Regions from separate parts of the Homo sapiens genome. Here all the other regions are linked to region 1. A link is a contact called in ENCODE Hi-C or POLR2A ChIA-PET data. All regions are on one chromosome and are shown on one strand. The core of a region is the stretch at or near the end of the contact, and the rest is flanking DNA. Distances in the headings are between cores, read along the strand shown.

Region 1 (3,835 bases), core at 423-2,922:
GGAACCCTGGTGGTCTCCATTAATCTTCACCACAAAGTACAAAAGAACACATTGATCCTTCAATGAAAATAATCCCCTGGTCTTGGAAAACATCAGAGTCACCAAAAGCAAAATCAAGAAACAACACATAATGGGGTTTTGGAAAGGGAAGAACAAAGATTCAATCAATACGAATTGCTCATCTTAAACAAAATCTACTGTGCCTATACCCATATTTAACTCAAATCTTTTCTTCAAAAAATAAAAAAATAGCCAAAACCAAACACGCCCTGATTTACATCTCTCTCTGCATTATTCTCATCACTTAACTACCCATGTTTTACTCCCTGAAAGAAGTAATGACAATTTTATACCACTGTAAATTCCTGCCAGTGAGAGAAAAACCCTATGACTTGGGGGGAAAAGTGTCAATGACATGTATAGCGATGTACTCAACCAGGGGCAGAAGGCAGCTCACAGCCACGTAGTAAGAAGAGTGGCAGGAAGGACGGGGTCCCCTTCCCCAGGAACACACAGGAAATCATGGAGTGCAAACCCTCCAAAAAACGTGTGCACAAACACCTGGCAAACATCGCATCTTTTATCTAGAAGTTCCGTGGTAAACACACATCCAAGGAGCCCACATCCCAGGGACCCTGGGGAGTGACTTTGGAGGAGTGTCTATTAGTCCTCCGATGCTCCCGGTCGCCGACGATGCGCGGATGGAGTTGGAGTGAGGGAGCCAGAGACCAGCCCCAGTTTCGGTTAATCAGTCCCTTTCCAGTGGGATTCGCAATTCCCCGGGTAGTTCTCTCCCACTGTTCCCCTTCCCTGGTCCTCTCGCCCAGGGTCTCCTTTCCCACTTCTCGCTGGCTACCTGAGGCCTGGTTCCTAACAGAACCTAAGAGGGGAGGGGGCGTTTCCCGAGTTCGCGGACGCCCAACACCCAGCTCCAAATCCCAGAAACTTTCCCTCGCTGAGACCGCAAGGAAGGAAAAAAGCTAAGACCCTCAGCCTCCTTCCTGGGGCCGAAGAAGAAAACCTTTCTGCGCTGCCACCCCGGCCGGGAGCTGGCGGTCAAGTTCGCGGTACAAGGAGCTAGGGACGTCAGCCCTCCAGCCCGCGCCTGTATCTCGGGGTGGTATAAACAGGATGTCAGACAGCGCGCTCCGGGCTTGTTTATGAAAACTTGCCGTGCGCGCTGGGGGAGGGGGCGGCCTGGCTTAACCGCTCTTCTCCCGGCCGGGGGCCCCCGCCCGGCGACCTCCTCGCCGCCCGCCGGCTCCGCGGGGCTGGAAATCCCCGCCTTCCCCGCCCGAGCCGCGGGGTCCTGAGCTGCGCTCAGGAGCAGCCCGGGCCGCGCAGCCTAAGGACCGACCAAGAGCGGTGGCCGCGCCTCCGGCCAGTCCGGGCTGCGCGCCCCTCGCCTGCCGACCGCGGCCGCCCCGGCTCCTCCACCTCCCCCGGTGACACTCACCACTTCCGTGTGCGCCTGGGCCAGGCAGCGCCCCGTCGCTGCGCTGGCTGGGGTCGACCGGCAGGCTCGCTAGGCGGCCAGCCCCGCGGGGCCCCAGCGTGCGCGCGCCCAGGGCTGAGGAGGGGTCGCGGCGAGGACAGCCGGGACTGGGCGCAGGCCCGCACTGTCTGCAGCTCCAGGATACTCCGCGGCCGCCGCGGCCTGCGCTCAGCGACGCACCGCCTCCCGTCCCGCCCCGCCCCGCCCCGCGGCCGGCCCCACCCCCGTGGCCGCCGGGCCCACCCCCTCGCGACGTCACCAGCGGCAGCCCCGGAAAGCGGGGCGGGGTCGCGGTCCCGGCGGAGACTCTGCGCCTCCGGCCTACCCGCCCCGCCCCCATCCGGCTTCGCTCGCGAAGCTGCCCCCACTCGTCTCTGTTCACCGCGTCCTCTAGATTCTAGAATCTAGAAACTCATCTAGGACGCGAGGTCATCTATCGCGGGGAGTAAAATTGCCAGGATTCGCCCGTAGATTGACCCCTCCCAGCTCTGGAGCCCCCTCCGCCACACCTTTGTGCGCTCGATGCAGAAATGCATCCCGCCTCCTCCGTATACGCTCCGCTTCTTACCCCAGCTCAGTAGGAGAGGAGCTAGTGGAGCACTAGACTAAAAAGAATTTAACAATACAGCCCCCAGCTTGGACAAGCTACTGCAGATCCAACCCATTCCGTATTTTAAAAGCTCTTTACGAAAAAAAAAAAAGCATATGCATAATAGGAATTAGAACTACATTCACTGATACCTAATGCATGTACAGCGCTTTTCATTTTTTACTAATAACCTCTCAAAGTAGTAGCATCATCTTATCCATGAGGAACAAATTAAGTCTTTAGTGTCTTAATCAAGGTCACACTGTAGCCAAGATTCATACTTCGTAGGCAGTCCACGGACAAATCCTAACAATTTTATTTCCTTAGGTATCTCTCCAATCAGTTCACTTGTCTATGTTCCGGCAACACGGTCCGAGCTGCCACCATCTCTCACCTGAAGGGACCACGAACATCTCTTAAATCGTCACTCCATTCACTCCAGCCCCCAATTAATTCTCTACAATGAACTTTTAAAAATTCAAATCTGTTCCACACACTCCCATGCTTAAAACACTCCAGCGACTTCCCCCTGACAATCCCTGGATGAAAATCCTCCGAGGCCGTGCACGGTCAGAATTCTGCAGCTTCAGGGCTGTGGACAGAGGCTGCCCCACCTGTGCTGACTTCACTAACCCTGCTGGACAGTTCCTGATCACTTGAGTTACTGCAACTGAAACTGAGCAAGATATTCTGGGTGTGGAATAAAGTCAAGCATCCGAATTAGACTACTGAATTTGAGGTTTGGCCTCCACCAGTAACCACCTGTGTTGCCCTAAACAATTCTTAGTTGACTCAATTCTCAGTGGAGCAGCAGACAAAAGGATCTCCAAAGTGCCTTCCAGAAGTACAGAAAAGAGGACCAAAGAAGACCGGAGATCAGAGCAGACAGGGAGGCAACCCGGGTTGCCTGCATTGTGGGTGTTTGTGTGCAAGTCTTGTCTCATCTGCCACACTCTGAACAACACCTCAGGGCTGTTTGCATCATTTTCTTCACCTGTTAAATAGGGATAATGCCTTCCTTAAAGGGGTTTTGCTGAAGGTGAACTATGATAATATAGCCCACATGGCATGGGCTCAGGAAGTGGTAGGGGTTTTTATTGAGCTGGACCATAAAGAACAGGTGAGACTGACATGAAGGGAGACAGAGACGTGAAAGAACAGCATTTCAGGTGAGGATGTAAAGAAAAAGGAAAGTCAGGAAGGCAGCAGTGAACCCATTGTGCCCACGAACGAATCTGGCTGTTCACAGGGTGGAATCAGGGGGAGAGGGCCTGGATTCAGTTTAGATCTGTTCGTCTATAACAGACATTGTGCTAGGTGATGAAGATTCAGAGAAAAAAAAAATAGACTAGGTTCCTGACCTCTGAATGCTCAATGCAGTCAGAGAGACAGGCAAGTAACAATTCAGTGATTCCCGGTCCTGTAATGGTGATCACAGAAGACAGTCACCCAGCCGAGTCTGAGGAAGTCAGAATAAGCTTCAAGTAGCCGACAGGAGGCAGGAGTCAGGAGGTAGCGGCATATTCAGGCAGTAATAGTATATGCTGGCTGGGTGTGGCGGCTCATGCCTGTAATCTCAGCACTTTGGGAGGCTGAGGCAGGAGGACTGCTTGAGGCCAGGAGTTTGACACCAACTTGGGCAACACAGCAAGACCCTGTCTCTAAAATAAAAACAAACAAACAAACAAAGGCCAGGTGCAGTGGCTCACGCCTGTAATCCCAGCACTTTGGGAGGCCGAGGTGGGCCAATC
Region 2 (3,835 bases), core at 383-2,882, 1.5 Mb after region 1:
TAAACAATGGTTTTAATTTTTTAAATTATCTTATTGTGGGAATGAAGGTTCTTGTTGATACACACCACTAGGAATTTGAAACAATCATCATTAAGAAGTCTTACTCAGAGTTTTGCATAGCTATTTTGAATATGGTATCTGTTGGTAAAAAGATATGTCAATGGTAATAAGTTCAAATTTCTAATTTTTTAAAATTATTTTATTTGGAACCTTTATATAAATTTAATATTTGATATTTTTCTAAACATCTTGTATTTTATTTTTCCTATAAGGATATAAATATAAAGAGTGACAATTTTTTTCACTGAACTTTGTTGAGCTATTCCCAGATCACCCTCCAGGTTTTGTAGAGAAAACATTTGTACAAAACAAAAAGTTTTTCTATGTGTGGAAGATGTGACAAAGATTGCCTACAGTGTTTTAGGGCAGTGGTTCTCAACTGGGGATGATTTTGCTTCCCAAAGGGCATTTGACAATATTTGAAGACATCTTCTGTTTGTCACCATTGGGGAGCTACTTATGGTGTTTAACAGGCAGAGGCCAGGAATGCTGCTAAATACCCTACAATGCACAGGAAAATTCTCCATAAAAAGAATTATCAGACCCAAAATGTCAATAGTGCCAAAGATAGAAACTGTGTTCTAGAGCCTGTCTCATTCTTATATCCTGATTCAGAATTATAAATGTTCTCATAGTGGTTGGCAATAACGGATGTGGCCAGAAATGGCCAGCTCTAATCTCCTAACTGCATCTATAATAGCAGACCCTGTAGGCAAGCAAAATGTGGGGCAGGACTTCCTATAGGCCTCCTTGAGATGGTATGCATTTCAAAGCAGCAGTTGTGTAACTTTTATGGCTACAAAGTTAGTACACCCAGGTGAGCATCTTCTTCTCCCATTTTATTTTTTTTAAATATCATATTCTAGAAATGACATTTTTGTTCCATTGGATTGTGACTCATGTTATTTTTCAACAACGCCCCTTCCTCTAGCCCCAACTCTGGATCTCACCATGACTAGCCTGGCTGGGATGGGTGGCCCAAAAGGCAGAGATTTGCACTGAAAATCTTTTCAAATCATTCCCTTCTCCTTCCCGTTCGAATTCGAAAGGGGAATTCAAATTCCTTCAAATTTATTTCGGAGTCGAAGTCATCCTATTGTTTGGCATTAATGTGCTACTTCTAAGACTAAACAAATCTTCCATATCCTTCCTCTCTGATGCACTCATCCTCTTGGTTGTTTTGTTTTGTTTTTTAACACGTCAGGATGATTCAAGTGACTAGGGATTAAACCAGTCTGGACAGCCATACTCCTTTATCAATACGACTCCTACCACTCCTTCAGTCAATTTTTACAACAGGTTCACATCTACCATCTGGTACCAAGAGCAGGTTTAATGGAGCATCAGACACTTTTATTTGTCCTAGGACTTAACAGAGGATTGGCAATTCTATTAATAAATGTACCTGGATAGAAGAAAGATCAATAGATCTAGGGTCTTTGTTATATAAAATTAAGCAAGTTATTCAGTCATTAGAGCCTCATTTTGCTCATATAAAAGAGTAGTAGTGACGAGAGGGCTGCTGATTTTTCCCCAACTTAAAATGAAAGAAAAAGCACTGAGAAATTTTGAAAAGCATGTCAGTATTAGGAAATGCACACTTTCATGGTATTGACTCATTGTTAATGTATCATTTATACTGAAATGAGGAAGTTGGGTTTTACAGTTGGAATCAGGAACTAGTTTACATCCTTTGCAGGGTTTAGAGGCCCTGGAAGATTATGGTCATCAGCGTGACCTGGATAGCGCTTTAATGCTGGCAAAAACAAACCATCAATTTATTTAAGAAATACATATTAGAAACCTAGTATGCTCTTTGTAAACAAATAGTACAAAGTTTTTTTTCTATTTTGCAGAGGAGAAAGCTGAAGCACCAGATGGTTAAAAGGACTGTTCAAGACAGCCTTGCAATTTTGACCAAGGAAGAAAGCTGAAGAGTGCTAGGGCAAGAGAGGAACTACGTCCAGAACAATTCATAATTCCAAATTCTCACTTCCATGATTTCAATGCTGAATGTGTACTTCTCTAGCTAAAAATACAATTGCTTAAGTAAAATCATCATTATTTACAGTCTTGCTGAATTGTGGTGTTGTTATTAACCAGAAACAACAGCTTAAGTCATTGTGTTTTGAAATACTTGATTTATTATCCTGATTGTTTGAAAATGCTACCTGAAATTTTTCCTGGCACTTTTGAGTCATTCTCACCAGGTACACACATCTGGTGTTTCTCCATGACACAGTAGCTGTTCCCCCTTTAATTTCTTTCTTCTTCCTAACAGACACTGGAGTTATAATATCAAACTTCCATTCATGATGAATATTTGAACTACCATGGAGACTGAGAGTCCAGGGAAGAAAATATGTCCTGTTGATATGTATCTCAATGCATCTTCCTTTCTATCTTCTTCCTGGGGCAGCCTCACATATAATTCAGTTAGGAACCCCCTAAATCCTGATCCATGTTGGGAGCCCTCTGAAACTTCAATGTGCATTAAACTCTCAAAACTTCCCAGTCTCTGAAGTTCCTCAATTGTTCAGCATTCCCTACTTGAAAGGCAGAGGACCACATCCTCAGGTCTCCTTTAATTGCATTTACCTGAGACTTGAATTCACTAATTAGGTATGTGGGTGTTTAGACAAAAGACAGAAAATTAGAAATGTGTTTGGAGAACTGGCTGCAGGTTCTGTACTAGCACTAAACTCTGTATGTTTGCAATATTTGATATTTTCAGTTTTTTCTATTTTTAGCCATAATAGGTGAGTGGTGGTATCTCATGGTGGTTTTAATTTGCATTTCATTGCTGATTGGTGATTTTGATAATCTTTTCTAGGTCTTATCTAATCATTGATGATTTTAATCATCTTTTCTAGGTCTTATTATCCATACATACAACTGCTTTGATGAAGTGCACTGAATATGTGTGTGTATATATCTATATCTATATCTATATATATAGATATATATATGGTCCTAGATTTCTTAACAATGGGGGTACATTTTGAGAAATGCATCATTAGGTGATTTCATCATTATGCAAACATTGTAAAGTGAACTTACACAAACCTAAGTAGTATAGCCTACTTTACACCTTGGCTGTATGGTATAGCCTATTGCTCCTAGGCTACAAACCTGTACAGCATGTTACTGTACTGAATCCTGTAGGCCATTGTAACACAATGGTAGGTATTTATGTATCTAAACATAGAAAAGATACAGCAAAAACACAACATTATAATTCATAAGACCAATGTCATATGTGTGGTCATTGACTGAACCATTATTAGGTAGCAGATGAATGACTGTTTATATATATCACCTCTCTCTCTCTATATATATATACACATACACACTTATAAGTATGTATACATATATGTGCATATAGGAATGTACACTTATGTATATACATATGTATATGTATGTATACATGTATGCATGTATCAGTTTGTATACATATATGTACATACTTATACATATACACATATGTACACATAGGTATACATGTGTATATAGGGAGAGAGTGAGTGGTGGTATAAACATGCATACATTTGTATACAAACATATATACATACATATATACACACATATACATGCATATACATACATATGTATATATGCACATAAATATACATGTATATACACATATACACACATATGTGAATATGTGCATAATATACATATATGTATATATACTCCACACACCACACACTATATATCTCCCTCATATACATATATGTACATATATGCATACTTATACGTATATGTGTTCATATAT
Region 3 (3,835 bases), core at 593-3,092, 1.4 Mb after region 1:
CAACCTGTTAGTGCCACCTGCCCCTGTACACCTGCTGCCACGGGAACAAGGGTCCCATCCCCTCAGGCCTCACGCGGACCGGGAACATGGCCTTTGTTTTACTGGCAAAGCTGACCCAGGCCAGGACACAGCCAGATCCACCATCCCTGGGCTCGGGACTATTGTGGGTCACAGATATCCCTTTGACAGTGAGATGTCACACCTGGAACCCACTACCTAGCAAAACATAAGAATTTGGAGTAAAACACCATTTTTAAAAATCTACATGTGCCTTTATCCCACAGGGAGTTCCTGAGGCTTCAGGGAGACTTTCAGGGGTCCAGAGAACCCAGAGGGATAAGGGGCTGGGAGTAATTTTAATGGTGTAGGATCTCATAGGATGGAGTGAAGTGGAGAGTTGCGGGAGGCATTTTTACACTGCTTATCCCACAACACTCTCTAATATGGTTTAGCCCTTTCACCACACAAAGTAAGAAGCTGACGGTTAGACACACAGGGGAGAGGCTGCTTCATATGGCAGAAAGAGCTGGGACTGCCAGTCCATGAGATGTTTGTTACAGTTCTCATTTCTTTACTTATTTTGCTGGGTGATCTTGGGCAAGTGGCCTAGCTGCTGTTACAACACAACCACAATGATAACTGCCATTCATTGGGTGCTTCCCAAGGGCTAGGCCTTGTCCTAGCCTCTGAACGTTTATTATTGCATTTCCTCTTCACAATAACCATAGGAGGTAGCCATGATTTTCTCCCTTTCGTGGATGAGGGTTGAAGCATGCTGCAGACTCAAAGCCCCTCCCCAGGGCTCTACATCTACCGTAAGGCCACCTTGGGCAGACACTTCTCCTTTATAGAGCAGGGAGCCTCTGACAATGCAAACGTCAATGTCAGATAATTTTTTTTCTTTTAACAATCGTCACTCTGGATGATGCTGGGGTGGTGTGTGTGTGAGGAGTGTTTCCTAGAGAGACATTCATGACAGTTCTTAAGGTCAGGGGCGGTATGGCTGGAGCCACATTTGTGAAATTTAATCACCAAGATTCCCCTTCTTTCAAAAGAGTAGAGCTCCTTCTTCTCCTTTCCAGGCTCTCTGTTTCCGGAGCTTTGGGCTTTACTCTCTAAGAGTTTCAGATGTGTTGAAACTCTGTAGAATTCAGGGGAAATCTTGCTGGGTCAGAGCCTGCACAGTTATCCCTCTGGGAGTTTCCAGCTTTGTGTGGGCTCAATGTCAACAATTTTTGTTCGAGAAGCTCTAGAGCTGGCCAAAGGCCAAAGTTACCCTGGCCAGGTTGTTGGTGAGAAAACTTAAAGGTTATACTTCTATAAGAAGAAAGAGAAATTGTCTTAGCCACAGGCAAATGACAAATGTGTACAAGGGTTTTACATTTGCCATCTCATTCAGCTTCCACACGGGAGACAGGGGATAGTATCCCCATTTTAAAGAAGAGAGAATTGAATTGGCCAAGGTCACCCAGATAATAGTAGAATTGGGAGAGATTTTTCTTTTCAAAACCAGCTCTTCATTGCCCATCGTTCCTTGCTAATTCTCCAGCTGAGACACAGGATCATGTTGCAGTATAAGAACATACCAGACTAGCTGGGATTAAATTTTGGCCTGACTGTGGGCTAGTTACTTAATCATTCTGAATCTCAGTTCCTCATGCATGAAATGAGGCTGAAATTACCAGTATTTGCTTCACAGGGCTCTTGTGAGTTTTCAATGGGTTAATATGGGGGAAATCTTAGAACAATGTACATGACATAGTGTCAGCTATTTTAATCATATAACTTGATTTAAGAAATGCACTGTTGTTTTAGCAGGTATATAGTGTACACTAGGGGAAGGAAAATAATTCTCAGACAACAAATCAGACTCTGTGCCGGGTGGGTGCTTCAGACTCATAACTCATTTAGAGTGTTACCACAGTCCTATGAGTGAAGCACTTAACAGATGAGGAAACTGAGAAATAATGTGCAATGTGACTAATGTTGCTCAGCTACAGAGTATTCGAGCTGGAACACAAACCCCAGGCTGACCCTAGCACTTCTACCTTTCCCTCTGTCGTGGTGTCCGACGCCACTGGATGGAAACGAAGCAGCCCAACAAGAAAGCATGTGCTGGAAAACACATATATGTGACTAGAGGACCACCAGGGAGGGAAGGGCTGCCATCTTACTAACGTTGCCTTATTTTACAAATAAGTTATTTCCTGACCTAGTCTTCTGTACATTTAATTGTGATTAATACTGAAAATTAAAATGCACAAAGCACAGAGGAACCTGGTATTTCAGGAGCCTCCTGTAATTGATTCAGAATTTGAAGACATTCATCTGTATTTGTTGTTTATTGTCTTCCTACTATGTGCTGGATCTGAGGGTTAGAAGGTTAATGGAGGAGTGACACAAAGATTAAATAATGACACACTGAATGGCATGTTCACTAATGATGATAAGCACCATTAAAGACAGCTGGATGGAATTTAAAGGGGTAGATGGTAGTCTGGTCTGATCTAGCCAAGGGCCCAAGAGACAGCATGCAAAAGTCTAAAGGAAGAAGAGAAGGAAAGGATAAATATCACAGACAGAAAGAAAAGCATGAGCAAAGGCTTTATGGCAGAAGGAGCATAGACTATTTGAGGAACTGAAAGATTCTCTCTGTGTCTAGACCACAGAAAAAATGGGTTAAAGAAGTTCAAGATGAGGTTGGAAAGGCAGGAAGGGGCCAGAGTATGCAGAACACTGGTTATCATATAGAATCGGTCTTTGTTCTAAAAGGATGGGGAGGGATTCAGATAAAAAAAATTAAGATTTTTTTACAAGGGCTGTAAAATTGCAAGTAATCTGTTTAGGTTATGATTAACACAACATCATATCATTGTATTATATACTAACATATGGTTAGTATCCATCATATTGTGAAGGTATGACAAACAGCCTTCAACTTACATCCAATTCTGAGGATAATTAATGGCTATGGGAATAATGTGTTGAGACTCAGTGGGTATATCTGGATCCAGTAGGAATGAATACTATTATCCATTAACAATATAGGCCTGTCCAGGCACAGTGGCTCATGCCTATAATCCCAGCCCTTTGGGAGGCTGAGGGGGGCAGATTGCTTGAGGCCAGGAGTTTGAGACCAGCCTGGCCAACATGGTGAAACCCTGTCTTTACAAAAAATACAAAAATTAGCCAGGTGTGGTGGCGCATGCCTATAGTCCCAACTACTCGGGAGGCTGAGGCATAAGAATTCTTGAACCCAGGAGGTGGAGTTTGCAGTGAGCCGAGATCGTGCCACTGCACTCCAGCCTGGGCGACAGAGAGACTCTGTCTCAAAAAACAAAACCAAACAATGTAAACCTGGAATAGACTGAAGCTGGGTGTTCTAACTGTGGCTGCATAAAGCAAAGGGGCTCTGTCATAAGACTGCCCCAGGTCTGAATCACAGCTGTGCCACTTGGTATCTGCTGGAACTTGGGCAGTTTACTTAGTAACTCAGAATCTCAGCTTCCCAAGCTGTAAAATAGACATAGAAGTACCCATCTTCAAGGGACTTTATGAGGATTATTGGAGTTGAAATGTTTAACAATTAGGCACATGATGGACTTCATAATAATAAACTTTCTTAATGTATAAAGAGAATTTGGAAGTATAATTGCAGAATATTTAAAGTTGAAACTACCTTAGGGTAAGTGGGAAGGAAAAAACAGAAAGGACAACTTATTTCAACTTTTCTCAACATAAGTTATCTTTAAGTATGAGTGCTACACAATAGACCTTTACAAAAACAACCAAGAGGGCAGGTGTATGCTCTGCATGCATTCATTCACCAGGTTTG
Region 4 (3,835 bases), core at 672-3,171, 1.4 Mb after region 1:
ACCTCAAAGTCCCTCACCACCACTGGACGAGCAGAACAGGGACTGCCAGGGTCTGATGGAGAAGTTTCAGTTTGAACTGACTCTCGATGAGGAAGATTCTGAAGGACCTGAGAAGGAGGGAGAGGGACACAGCTATTTCAGCAGCACAAAGACGCTTTGTGTGATTGATCCAGAAAACAGAGATTCCCTGGGAGAGACTGACATAGACATTGCAACAGAAGACAAGTCCCCCGTGGATACATAATCCCCCTCTCCCTGTGGAGATGAACATTCTATCCTTGATGAGCATGCCAGCTATGTGGTAGGGCCAGCCCACCATGGGGGCCAAGACCTGCACAGGACAAGGGCCACCTGGCCTTTCAGTTACTTGAGTTTGGAGTCAGAAAGCAAGACCAGGAAGCAAATAGCAGCTCAGGAAATCCCACGGTTGACTTGCCTTGATGGCAAGCTTGGTGGAGAGGGCTGAAGCTGTTGCTGGGGGCCGATTCTGATCAAGACACATGGCTTGAAAATGGAAGACACAAAACTGAGAGATCATTCTGCACTAAGTTTCGGGAACTTATCCCCGACAGTGACTGAACTCACTGACTAATAACTTCATTTATGAATCTTCTCACTTGTCCCTTTGTCTGCCAACCTGTGTGCCTTTTTTGTAAAACATTTTCATGTCTTTAAAATGCCTGTTGAATACCTGGAGTTTAGTATCAACTTCTACACAGATAAGCTTTCAAAGTTGACAAACTTTTTTGACTCTTTCTGGAAAAGGGAAAGAAAATAGTCTTCCTTCTTTCTTGGGCAATATCCTTCACTTTACTACAGTTACTTTTGCAAACAGACAGAAAGGATACACTTCTAACCACATTTTACTTCCTTCCCCTGTTGTCCAGTCCAACTCCACAGTCACTCTTAAAACTTCTCTCTGTTTGCCTGCCTCCAACAGTACTTTTAACTTTTTGCTGTAAACAGAATAAAATTGAACAAATTAGGGGGTAGAAAGGAGCAGTGGTGTCGTTCACCGTGAGAGTCTGCATAGAACTCAGCAGTGTGCCCTGCTGTGTCTTGGACCCTGCCCCCCACAGGAGTTGTACAGTCCCTGGCCCTGTTCCCTACCTCCTCTCTTCACCCCGTTAGGCTGTTTTCAATGTAATGCTGCCGTCCTTCTCTTGCACTGCCTTCTGCGCTAACACCTCCATTCCTGTTTATAACCGTGTATTTATTACTTAATGTATATAATGTAATGTTTTGTAAGTTATTAATTTATATATCTAACATTGCCTGCCAATGGTGGTGTTAAATTTGTGTAGAAAACTCTGCCTAAGAGTTACGACTTTTTCTTGTAATGTTTTGTATTGTGTATTATATAACCCAAACGTCACTTAGTAGAGACATATGGCCCCCTTGGCAGAGAGGACAGGGGTGGGCTTTTGTTCAAAGGGTCTGCCCTTTCCCTGCCTGAGTTGCTACTTCTGCACAACCCCTTTATGAACCAGTTTTGGAAACAATATTCTCACATTAGATACTAAATGGTTTATACTGAGCTTTTACTTTTGTATAGCTTGATAGGGGCAGGGGGCAATGGGATGTAGTTTTTACCCAGGTTCTATCCAAATCTATGTGGGCATGAGTTGGGTTATAACTGGATCCTACTATCATTGTGGCTTTGGTTCAAAAGGAAACACTACATTTGCTCACAGATGATTCTTCTGAATGCTCCCGAACTACTGACTTTGAAGAGGTAGCCTCCTGCCTGCCATTAAGCAGGAATGTCATGTTCCAGTTCATTACAAAAGAAAACAATAAAACAATGTGAATTTTTATAATAAAATGTGAACTGATGTAGCAAATTACGCAAATGTGAAGCCTCTTCTGATAACACTTGTTAGGCCTCTTACTGATGTCAGTTTCAGTTTGTAAAATATGTTTCATGCTTTCAGTTCAGCATTGTGACTCAGTAATTACAGAAAATGGCACAAATGTGCATGACCAATGTATGTCTATGAACACTGCATTGTTTCAGGTGGACATTTTATCATTTTCAAATGTTTCTCACAATGTATGTTATAGTATTATTATTATATATTGTGTTCAAATGCATTCTAAAGAGACTTTTATATGAGGTGAATAAAGAAAAGCATGATTAGATTAGTCTGTAGGCCCACTTATTTCACAATTAGTTCTGACATATGAAAAGCAGATCTTTCTCTTCTCTTGTGCCATTCCCCACAAAGAAAGCCAACCACTGTGTCCAGCCAACATCACAACTGAAGTTTCAGAATCTATGTCCAAAAAGTCCCCTAGTTTGGAACATTTCGCTTTTTTCTTAGCAACTGTTCACCCAGCTCAATGATGCAGGAAGGGGGTTGAGGAAGGAAAACAAAACAAAACCACTTTGCTCATCTCGAACTATTTCCTTCTACCTCTTTAAGAGTCTGAAGAGTTTAATCTACTAGATAAATAAGGGAATCCCCAACTTGGCTGAGTCCTCTAGAAAAGTGAATCATAGATTATAGAACATTAGTATAATGCAGTCAGAGAGTCCCATTGATTCATTTGACACATGAAGAATCTGAGGTCCAAAGAGTCATCTTAAACCACAACCCACAGAGCATGGGTGGACACTCAGGGTTTTCTCAGTGATCCATGCAGCCTCTTGTTGGTCATATGGCTAGGATTTTCTTTCTGGAAAGAACTTTTTATATATAAGAAAAATACTTAATGCTTTGTTGAAATCTTAAAGTCAGCATTTTAAAATATTTTATCCTGAGAAGAGTGTGTGTGTGTGTGTGTGTGTGTGTGTGTTTATGTGTGTGTTTGTTGCAGAAGGTTGCAAACAAGAATCGGTGTTGGCCCATAATAATTTAGCCACAAGGGAGTGCTCTGTGAACCAGTAAGATGGTCTTCTCTAAACACAGCTGAAATTAAGATGAGCCGACATTTCAGAACCAGCTTGCCTGCTAGTTGCAGAGCTATTTCCAACATTTTCCATCATCTCTGATATCTGATTGTGCCTCACCATCTCTGAGAGTTTGAAAAGGAGCAAAATAAATTGCTTACAATAGCCAGAGGTGTGAGTTTTACAATGCCCAGAGCTAGAAATATTTGCAGGTTTGTTTTCTACTGAGAAGAGGTTCTTAATTAACCCTTATTGCAAATAAGAATCATGTGGGAAATACATATATTTAAAAACACTTGTTTGGGGCCCATCCTCCTCCCAGATTTCTGATTGAATTGATCTTGGGCAAAGCCCTGGGCATCAGATTTTAAAAATTTCCCCCAGGCTGGAGTGCACTGACATGATCTCGGCTCACTGCAACCTCTACTTCCCAGATTCAAGCAATTCTTGTGCCTCAGCCTCCCATATAGCTGGGACTACAGGTGCATGCCACCACACCTGGCTAATTTTTTGTATCTTAGTAGAGATGGGGTTTCACCATGTTGCCCGGGCTGGTCTCGAACTCCTGAGCTCAGGCAATCTGCCCACTTCAGCCTCCCAAAGTGCTAGGATTATAGGCACAAGGCACTGCACCCAGTCTCTCCCTAGGTAATCTTAACGTGCAATTGGAGTAGAGATCCACCGCTCCAAAACAGAGAATCATGCCTGCAGCTGAGGTGTTCTTTCACCCCCACTGTCTTCAGATATTCATTGTGAACTCATCATGGACAGCATATTATGCCCAATATAGCTATTTTAAACAGTAAATTTTGTTATATCCTGGTTTTATCTTACTGGCTGACTTCTAACTAACTTTTAGGTAAGATGAAACTGCACAGTTTCACTAGTTTCCTATACGGAAATCTCAAGAACCAGGTCAGACCTCAGGCATCCAAGCTAACT
Region 5 (3,835 bases), core at 815-3,314, 1.4 Mb after region 1:
AGGCTTAAAAGGAAAAACAAAAGAGTGACTGAATAATGTACCTTGATTCCTTGATTTTTCTCAGTTACTATGATGATTTTTGTCATCTGTTGAAAAAGGTTTCTGCTAAATTTAATTATCAGATCATCATCTCAAATCTTCAAAGTTCCTTTTTTTGTCTTTCTCTATTAACAGACAAATTAAAAGGGAAGGATCAAGTATATGAAATGAAATTGTGATGCTCCAGGAACAGTTTTAGGTCTTACGTTTCTCATTGGAAGAAAAGTCCTCTGTCAAAAAGAAAATTTTGAAAAGTTTAAATTATCTAAAAATATACAGTGCCCCTAAACTTAACATATATAATGAGTGTATGGCCTGGAAATCCAATCTCTTCATAGGCTATTTGCACATGCAATATCAGGACCATACTTACAGTTAAAAAAAAAAAAAGATAAAGAAAATTCTTCTTTATCTGAAATTCAAATTTAACTAGGTGCCCCGAATTTTTATTTGCTAAATCTGGCAACCTTATATATGTGGAAACATAATATAGTTTATAAATATTATATATATAGTTTAAAATGCATAGTGAATGTATCAGTCTTTAGGTATAAATAGTTACAGTATCTTTTGTCCATTTGATTACATCACTGCAGCAACTTTCAGAGTTGAGAGAATGTTGGATCATGAGAAATTGCTATAAACATTCTTATGGGAATCACTTTGGGTCTAGGAAACGTCAATTTTTTAGTGTTCCAATAATGTGTGTTATATCATCTCTTGAGAAGTTTTCAGAAATTCTGAGAAAAATGGACAGCAGAAAAGGGTTAGATAGATAGGAAGAAATATGTAATAATTTGGGGAGCTGTTCAAGCCCTAATCTCATTTAGGAGATTAGTTATAGAGCAGCTATATTCAAATTTGTTTGATCTTTTGATATTTTTCAATTCTGTATGAAGGCATTAATGGTTTTTCCCTGCTTTGCCTTTTAATATGTCACTTGAGCAGAGACTTGTCCTCTAACTAGCAAGTAGAATTGATTCTATTGTTGCTTCATCATAATTTTTGATGCAGAATAATGGTAGATATATTCATGCTTGTTTTTCGTTGTATACTTACCTATTGATTACTACGTTGCTGAGCAGTTAAGACAAGAAGCACTCAATTCTAACATGTTTAGAAGAGTTTCTTTCTGATTTGGCACATGGACAGTGAGAATGATCTCACTGTGTTTGTTCCCTGGCACACCAAAGGTTTGCTGCAGATGTTAGTACAGCAGAACTTGTTTGCTAAGATGACCCATTATGGAACACTAGCTGATTAAGCAGACGTTAATGGACAATTGCATGTCCATTATTACTTCTTTGACCATGTTACCAACTCAATTCAATTGCACTTGCTTTTCAAATAAGACAAACCTGTCAATAAAGAAACTGGACATCAAGTTTCAAATGATTGGTAGAGTTTATAGGGAAACACAAAAAGGAGGGAAGAGATGAGATGCACATTGTCAAATAATCTGAAATGTTAAGAATTGTGGAAATTGTTAGTTTCATAAGGAGTTTTAGACAAGCACACTATATCCCTCATTCTGTTTATTTCTTTTTCATTTAAAACTTAGATTTGCTTTACTTCTTTGGGTCTTCATTTCTTCCCATGCAAAATTCCTGAAAGTCAAAAGGAAGATTAGAAGCTAGCCATTTTACCACTAAAGAAACTGAGCCCCAAGAAGTTAATTCAGCTTACCCAAGATTACATATTTGCTTAGGGCCAGAGCTAAGACAGGGACAGACTCTGTTTACTTCATTTCTCACTAAACTGTACCACTGCAGTTTCGACTTCTTTCTACCACTGAAGGCACAGAATGCACTGAAGGCATTCTGTGCCTTCAGGAGGAATTTTCAGCCCCTTCACTTTCCTGATGCCCGGGAATTCTTTTTAAGTTATGACTAACAAAGTATAAAACATGAGTCAAAAGTTAGTCCCTAATAAAGTCATTGTGACTTTAATGACTTCGGCAGTTGTTTCATTCTGCAAAAACAGGAAGATCCCACACAATAAGGCGCCTGTCTCACAGCTGGGCTCCTGCGTAGACGGCCACCCACAAGAGTAACTAACTGCTGGGGCTGCCTTCCTCTCTTTGACACCTTTTTATTCTCTGTTCTTACAGTTTTCTCCTACTGACCTCATCCTGAGGTTATCCATGAGAGGAAGGTACCTGCTTTAGCTAGTCTTTGATAGGGTGAAGAATAGTTTTAATCACTTAGGAGTCACTCCTAAGTGATTTTCAGGTCACCCTCAACAGGCCTAAATTAGTCTTAGAAGAAGCTCTTTCATGGGCTTTATACTAGCTTCCTGTGTTATCACTATTCTGGACTGTTTTATTCTCAAAAACATAAAATCCCCAAATTTTAGATTTGAGAAGAGCCTGCGATCATTCCAGTTCACTCCTCCTATGTGATTAGTTTAACTAAGAACTCATTACCAAGATAGTGCCTATCTTGCCTGCGGATCTTTGCATAAAGCTCAAACTAATTCTCCCATGAGAAATATAGAAAAGTGAAGAAGTGTCCTATCACTTCAGAAGAAACTGGCTCAGAAGAAATAATCTCTGTATGCAGTGTTAAAACTAAAGAAAAATTGAAGCCATCAAACAAAATGTTCCTATCAAGTGTAATTGAATTTTAGCTTTTATTACCTATTCTCTACTTTTAAAATAACTTTTCACTATTAAAGGAACTTATTCCAAAAATCAGACAATTTTATAGAAAAGGTATATTCTAGGCCAATAATATTAAATCACATATCTAGAAAATATACCTTCTTCCCTTTTCAAAAAATAGAAGCAATTTCTAGCAGTGTATGTGAATCTAATGTTGGGCATAAGCTTAAGAAGGCATCGGAGGAATTTTTTATTAGAGTTTATTCACAAATTTTGCTTGTCTGTGTTGAAAAGGGGCATTGGCCATTTCCTCTGGGGACATTATTTCTAGGTAGGCTGTAACAGGGTTTTCCTGTGAAGGCAGATTCTTAGGGAAAATAGTATCTGTGTACATGAGATGGTAGAGACACATTTATCTTTAAAATAATGTGTTCCTGTTTGTGGATTTCTCTACTGAATTTAATAAAGTAAATAATGCCCATTTCCTTCCAATCCAGTAACTCCTTGGGACACAGTTTTACCCAGGAGCTATTTTACCTTCGAGTCTGGATGAAACGTGTAACTTAATAAATAGATTCCAAAAGTCTTACACTATGAAACTCTGAGGGATGATAAATGCTTCCCTTCCTTTGTTATGGTCTGAAGCATTTTCAATTTGAGTTGTTTTCCTCAGTCATGTAGAGGGAGTTTTGTTTTCTGGGAAGTCTTGGTTGCTGGTAAATAATGTGTCCAAACTGTAGGAGGCAGCCACAGAATTTATCATACAAGTATGAAATGTTAGGGTTGATCATTCTCATTTTACACATGAGAGGTGATGTAACTACACAGGAGAGTGAGAGCTGAGAATGAAAAGTCAAGATTTGTCTACTACATTGTGGCTGCCTCTGGCTCAACAGAAACACTCCCATGTGGGAGTCAGATGCTGAAAGCCCAACTAAGCCTAGCTCCTCAACTGTCTCCTCAGGCTTAACTTCAAACATAATTCATATCTATTCTATTTCTTAATGTGTCTCATCACACAGTTAAACACTAGTCATACTAACTGGACTCTACATATACTAGAATGTAAAAGATACCCTTCCACCCCCCGCCGTCTGCTCCTTGAAGGCCATGTCTGCCTTTCTTAGTTTGTACAGAGCCCAACATAAATGGGCCCTTCATAAGTGCTTTTTGATGAGAGCAATGATTGCTTTC
Region 6 (3,835 bases), core at 942-3,441, 1.1 Mb before region 1:
CTGGTGTTCATCATGACCCTTGGGGACATATCTGGGACATGTCACATGGGCTCACCATGAGTCAGGTATGGGAATGTCACATGTCAAACTACTTTTGCTAATCAAATACACAAAATGCTGATTCCCTCACTGTTCTTGAGATTTGCAGCAGTCACAAGTTCCAGTTTGCTAAGAAATTCTCCTATGCCTGATTGGTTATATTATTGTTTCCATCTCTTTGCATCATTAGGGCCCTGTTGTTACAAGAAACAGCAAAATAAAAGTATTTCTCTTTTCGTTGTGGTAAATTGGAAATACCCTAGAGACTGTCAAAGAGGGATGTGAAAATATTTCAGAAATATTATTTCATGCCTCCTGACTACAGGATGGTGGTGAGGACTCCTTTGTCTGAGGCACTTAGAGCTGTTGAAGGTGTGTTGCCTGGAAATGCACCTCATGGGAAGACTTGCAGGTGTGAGCGGTTGCCTAGGAATGTCATTTCAGGATTGGTAAGTGTGATGTTAATTTTAGGTGTCAACTTGACTAGGCTAAGGGAGGCCCAGGTAACTGGTAAAGCATTATTTCTGGGTGTGCCTGTGAAGATTTCCAGAAGAAATTAGCATTTGAATCAGTAGACTGAGTACAGAATATCTGCCCTCAGATATTCATGCCTCGAGTATGCATCATCCAATCTGCAGAGGGCCCGGTAGAACAGAAAGATGGAAGATGGGTGAATTTGATGTCACCTTGAGCTAGGACACTTATCTTCTTCTGTCTGTGGACATCAAAGATCCTAGTTCTTGGGCCTTTGGACGCTGGGACTTACACCTGTGCTACCCTAATCCTGGTTCTCAGACCTTTGGACTCAGACTACATTATACCACTGACTTTCTGGTTCTCTCACTTGGCTTTTGGAGATGGCATATTGTCGGATTGCTCAGCCTCCATGATTGTATGACCCAACCCCCATAATGAATTTCTACATATATATATCTTCTTGGTTCTGGTTCACTGGAGAACTCTAATTCAGCAAGTCAAAGGAGGAAAGTATATTCACCTTTAGTTTGTCCCTACTACTTAGTGATTTTATTCACTTCTACTTTAATTCAATAAGCATTCATTAATTCACTTCTAATGGACCATGAATAGTGCTAGGTGCTGGAAATGCAAAGATTAATGGACTATGATTAAGACACAGTTCATTTCCTTGAATCTCACAATTGAATAGGGGAAAAGGTACAAGGAACGGTTATACTATGGTGCAAAGATAGATGTGTACGGGGGAGCTGGGCACTTCGCTGCATCTGGGAGGGCAGAGGAGGCTCTGAAGGAGATGATAACAAATTGGATCTGAAAAGATGAGTTAAGAATCTGTCTGACCCAGAGGTTTCATGGGTCTTTAAGCACATTAAGGAGACTTGAGTGTGGTTTATAAGGTATGATTTGTACAAAAAGCACAAATCATATTCCTGTAAACACTTGAAAGTATCACAGTTTCACATCCATGTAGTGAGCTGTAACTATGTTTATTGTATATTTATTGTCTATTTTACAGATGTGAAAGCCTGAGAAGGCAGATAGATAAATGTTACTTGCCCTAGGTCACCAACCAGTGATTAGCCACTGAGGACTGAAACCCAGTATTTTTTTTCTTACAGTAAAACCCATGCTTATGGAAGTCCATACTGGACAGCAGTCTTGGGTTTGGCTAAGCTCTGCCACCACTAATGAGCCCTGTAAACTCGGACAAGTTGCCAACCTTCTCTAAACTTAGGCTTTCTCATCTGCAGAGTGGAGGGAGTAGGACTTGAGGCCCTTCTAGCTATGCAGTCTGTGATTTCTAGAGACAGAACAGGGAAGGGCAATAGGGGTGACAGGAGAGACCAGAAGCTGCCGTCACAAAGACTAGCTTTATGGCAAGCCTGTTTCCCAAAAGCACAGGCCCTTCAGTGGCCAGTGAAACTGATGTGTTTGGATTTATCAAGTAGCTTTGCCAAGGACCAGCTGGCAGAAGAAAGCAAAAAGCAGCACGGCAGATTTAAAGATGAGTTCATTTCTATGGTGTCAGCCGCAGAGGGTGCGGTTTCCCTGTCTCTAGAGTGGTGGACACAGTCTACCACTGTGTTTCTTCGAGGGGAGATTGTGCATGTTTCTTCGAGGGGAGATTGACTGTGTGCTTAGGCAGTAAACATCTTCTGGGCACAGTGTCACTGGGAGGATTTTTGTATTGAGAGGGCAGTGAGGCGTGAAACCTCAGACTCCTGTGGTACTTCCTGCTACCCAGTGATGTCAGAGGCTTGCTGCTCACAGTCCCCAGCTTAGGGCCCTGTTTCTCCAGCTCTCTGCTTACATCATGTGGGAGAGGAGCAGCAGCCATGAGAAAACCTAGCTCCTGGAAGTGCAGAGATAGAGACTGGGATAAAAGAGGGGGGTAAAAAAAGAATTCATTAAATTTGGCCTTGAAGATGGTTATTTACTTGTTTGCTGTGCTTGCTAATATGCCATATGAATAGAAAAGAGGCTGATTTTTGATGACACCATTTCAAGAGTATCCTTCATGATGTCCAGGTTAAAAGGTTTTTGTGGGTTTCTTAATTTTGTTGTTTACTGACTGGGCGTGGACATATGGACTCTTATTTTTTTTCTGGTTGCCTTTGCTACATTTACAGGCTTCCGTGTTTCTAAGAAACGAAGCAGCTGTCTTTTCATCAATTAATGGTATCAAAAGTATCGGTAATCTCTGGATGGTGCTATACAAAGTGGGTCAAGAGATATACAGTGGTCCCCCCTTATCTGTGTCCTGGGAATATGTTCCAGGATTCTTGGTAGATGCCTAAACTGCAGATAGTACCAAATTCTATATATACTAAACATGAATTTCTTTTTCCTTTTTTACAATTTCATGCATAGAAGATTCATTTTTACTGTAGATCTTAGTGACCTCAGCATACGATTTTTTTCTTTCCTCATTAAGTCAAGATCTTTTTCACCTTTTCACTTCAATCTTTTACCTTATCACTTTATAGTTTATTGGCAAATCCAAATGCCAGCATCACTACTCTTGTGCTTTTGGACTCTTAGTAAGTAAAATTAAGGTTACTTGAACATAAGTGCGTGATATTGTGGCAGTCGATCTGATCACCAAGACAGCTACTAAGTGACTCATGGGCAGGTAGCATAGAAAGTGGGAATATGCTGGACAAAGGGGTGACTCACATTCTGGGCAGGATGGAGCAGGATGGCCCAAGATTTCATTATGCTACTGAGAATGGTGTATAATTTAAAACTTACGAATTATTTCTGCAATTTTCCATTCCATATTTTCAGACCATGGTACCTTGGGTAACTAAAACCATGGAAACCAAAACTACAGATAAGGGGGGAGACTACTATATTCTAAAAGTTTATAAGAGAAAGCAATTTGATGGTGATATCAAATGCCATTGCATTGATCTCTGCAAAAACCCTTCCCATTCATTAATGCATTCCTCATACATAGACATATAGCCTCCCATCATCTTCACACACCACAGACACCTTACATTTGTGCACTTGATTTTTGTGAAGCTGATGTTTATACTGATCATGTTCAGGATGGGGCTCCTGTAGCACAGGGGAGGTTTTTGGGACAGGTGGGTAAGAGAAATATAAGGAAGGAAGAGCAAAAAGGACTTGATTCTTTATTGTTTATACACCAAAACCACTGCCTTATGCATAATCCCTCCTTCTGGGCACTGGGTAGTGAGTTGGCAAAGTGAGAAAGACGAAACTGGTAGTTACAAATATTCTACAAATTGTTAGAATAAACACTGGTTTTCATTTGAGTTGGCCATTAGGTTGGAATCTGCTTGGCCAA

Evidence for each region. A loop is a pair of places that touch in the nucleus more often than their neighbours do. ChIA-PET counts read pairs that join two places held with the same protein, here RNA polymerase II (POLR2A). Pooled maps may share reads with other maps.
Region 2: a pooled map shows a loop between it and region 1 (4-fold over the local background). The contact joins the enhancer-like site here to the promoter of JAK1 in region 1. A Hi-C loop is called at or near these places in 4 of 37 single-sample maps with no recorded cell type and 3 of 50 pooled maps.
Region 3: a loop to region 1 is called in a map with no recorded cell type, with 9 times the contacts of the local background. The contact joins the enhancer-like site here to the promoter of JAK1 in region 1. A Hi-C loop is called at or near these places in 8 of 37 single-sample maps with no recorded cell type and 4 of 50 pooled maps.
Region 4: a pooled map shows a loop between it and region 1 (7-fold over the local background). The contact joins the enhancer-like site here to the promoter of JAK1 in region 1. A Hi-C loop is called at or near these places in 7 of 37 single-sample maps with no recorded cell type and 6 of 50 pooled maps. POLR2A ChIA-PET finds 5 or more read pairs at or near these places in 1 of 52 experiments (OCI-LY7).
Region 5: a loop to region 1 is called in a pooled map, with 2.4 times the contacts of the local background. The contact joins the enhancer-like site here to the promoter of JAK1 in region 1. A Hi-C loop is called at or near these places in 2 of 50 pooled maps.
Region 6: a pooled map shows a loop between it and region 1 (6-fold over the local background). The contact joins the enhancer-like site here to the promoter of JAK1 in region 1. A Hi-C loop is called at or near these places in 4 of 37 single-sample maps with no recorded cell type and 5 of 50 pooled maps.

Annotation. Positions count from the first base shown.
Region 1 is chr1:64,964,877-64,968,711 of GRCh38, forward strand. JAK1 (Janus kinase 1) reads right to left here and starts at 1,673. Exons shown (of 25, transcript NM_002227.4): 1 at 1,457-1,673. RefSeq lists a silencer at 1,018-1,897.
Region 2 is chr1:66,437,524-66,441,358 of GRCh38, forward strand. LOC105378776 (a long non-coding RNA gene) reads left to right here. Exons shown (of 3, transcript XR_947467.2): 3 at 1,917-2,130. Among named protein-coding and RNA genes, the nearest start is that of SGIP1, 95 kb to the right of the region's middle. Within about 2 kb of position 1,633, at least 6 of the 41 ENCODE cell types and tissues checked have a DNase peak (open chromatin) inside an H3K27ac peak, as active enhancers do.
Region 3 is chr1:66,394,736-66,398,570 of GRCh38, forward strand. No RefSeq gene overlaps it. Among named protein-coding and RNA genes, the nearest start is that of SGIP1, 140 kb to the right of the region's middle. RefSeq lists an enhancer at 2,568-2,747. Within about 2 kb of position 1,843, at least 5 of the 41 ENCODE cell types and tissues checked have a DNase peak (open chromatin) inside an H3K27ac peak, as active enhancers do.
Region 4 is chr1:66,372,435-66,376,269 of GRCh38, forward strand. It overlaps PDE4B (phosphodiesterase 4B), which reads left to right. Exons shown (of 17, transcript NM_002600.4): 17 at 1-2,140. The coding sequence ends at 244. Among named protein-coding and RNA genes, the nearest start is that of SGIP1, 160 kb to the right of the region's middle. RefSeq lists enhancers at 387-476, 847-896, 1,843-2,022. Within about 2 kb of position 1,922, at least 8 of the 41 ENCODE cell types and tissues checked have a DNase peak (open chromatin) inside an H3K27ac peak, as active enhancers do; they include OCI-LY7, where a contact is called at or near this core.
Region 5 is chr1:66,348,252-66,352,086 of GRCh38, forward strand. All of the region lies in intron 8 of PDE4B (phosphodiesterase 4B), which reads left to right. Among named protein-coding and RNA genes, the nearest start is that of SGIP1, 180 kb to the right of the region's middle. RefSeq lists enhancers at 1,978-2,027, 3,620-3,709, 3,720-3,769. Within about 2 kb of position 2,065, at least 24 of the 41 ENCODE cell types and tissues checked have a DNase peak (open chromatin) inside an H3K27ac peak, as active enhancers do.
Region 6 is chr1:63,891,005-63,894,839 of GRCh38, forward strand. All of the region lies in intron 1 of ROR1 (receptor tyrosine kinase like orphan receptor 1), which reads left to right. Among named protein-coding and RNA genes, the nearest start is that of ROR1, 120 kb to the left of the region's middle. RefSeq lists a silencer at 2,137-2,306. Within about 2 kb of position 2,192, at least 15 of the 41 ENCODE cell types and tissues checked have a DNase peak (open chromatin) inside an H3K27ac peak, as active enhancers do.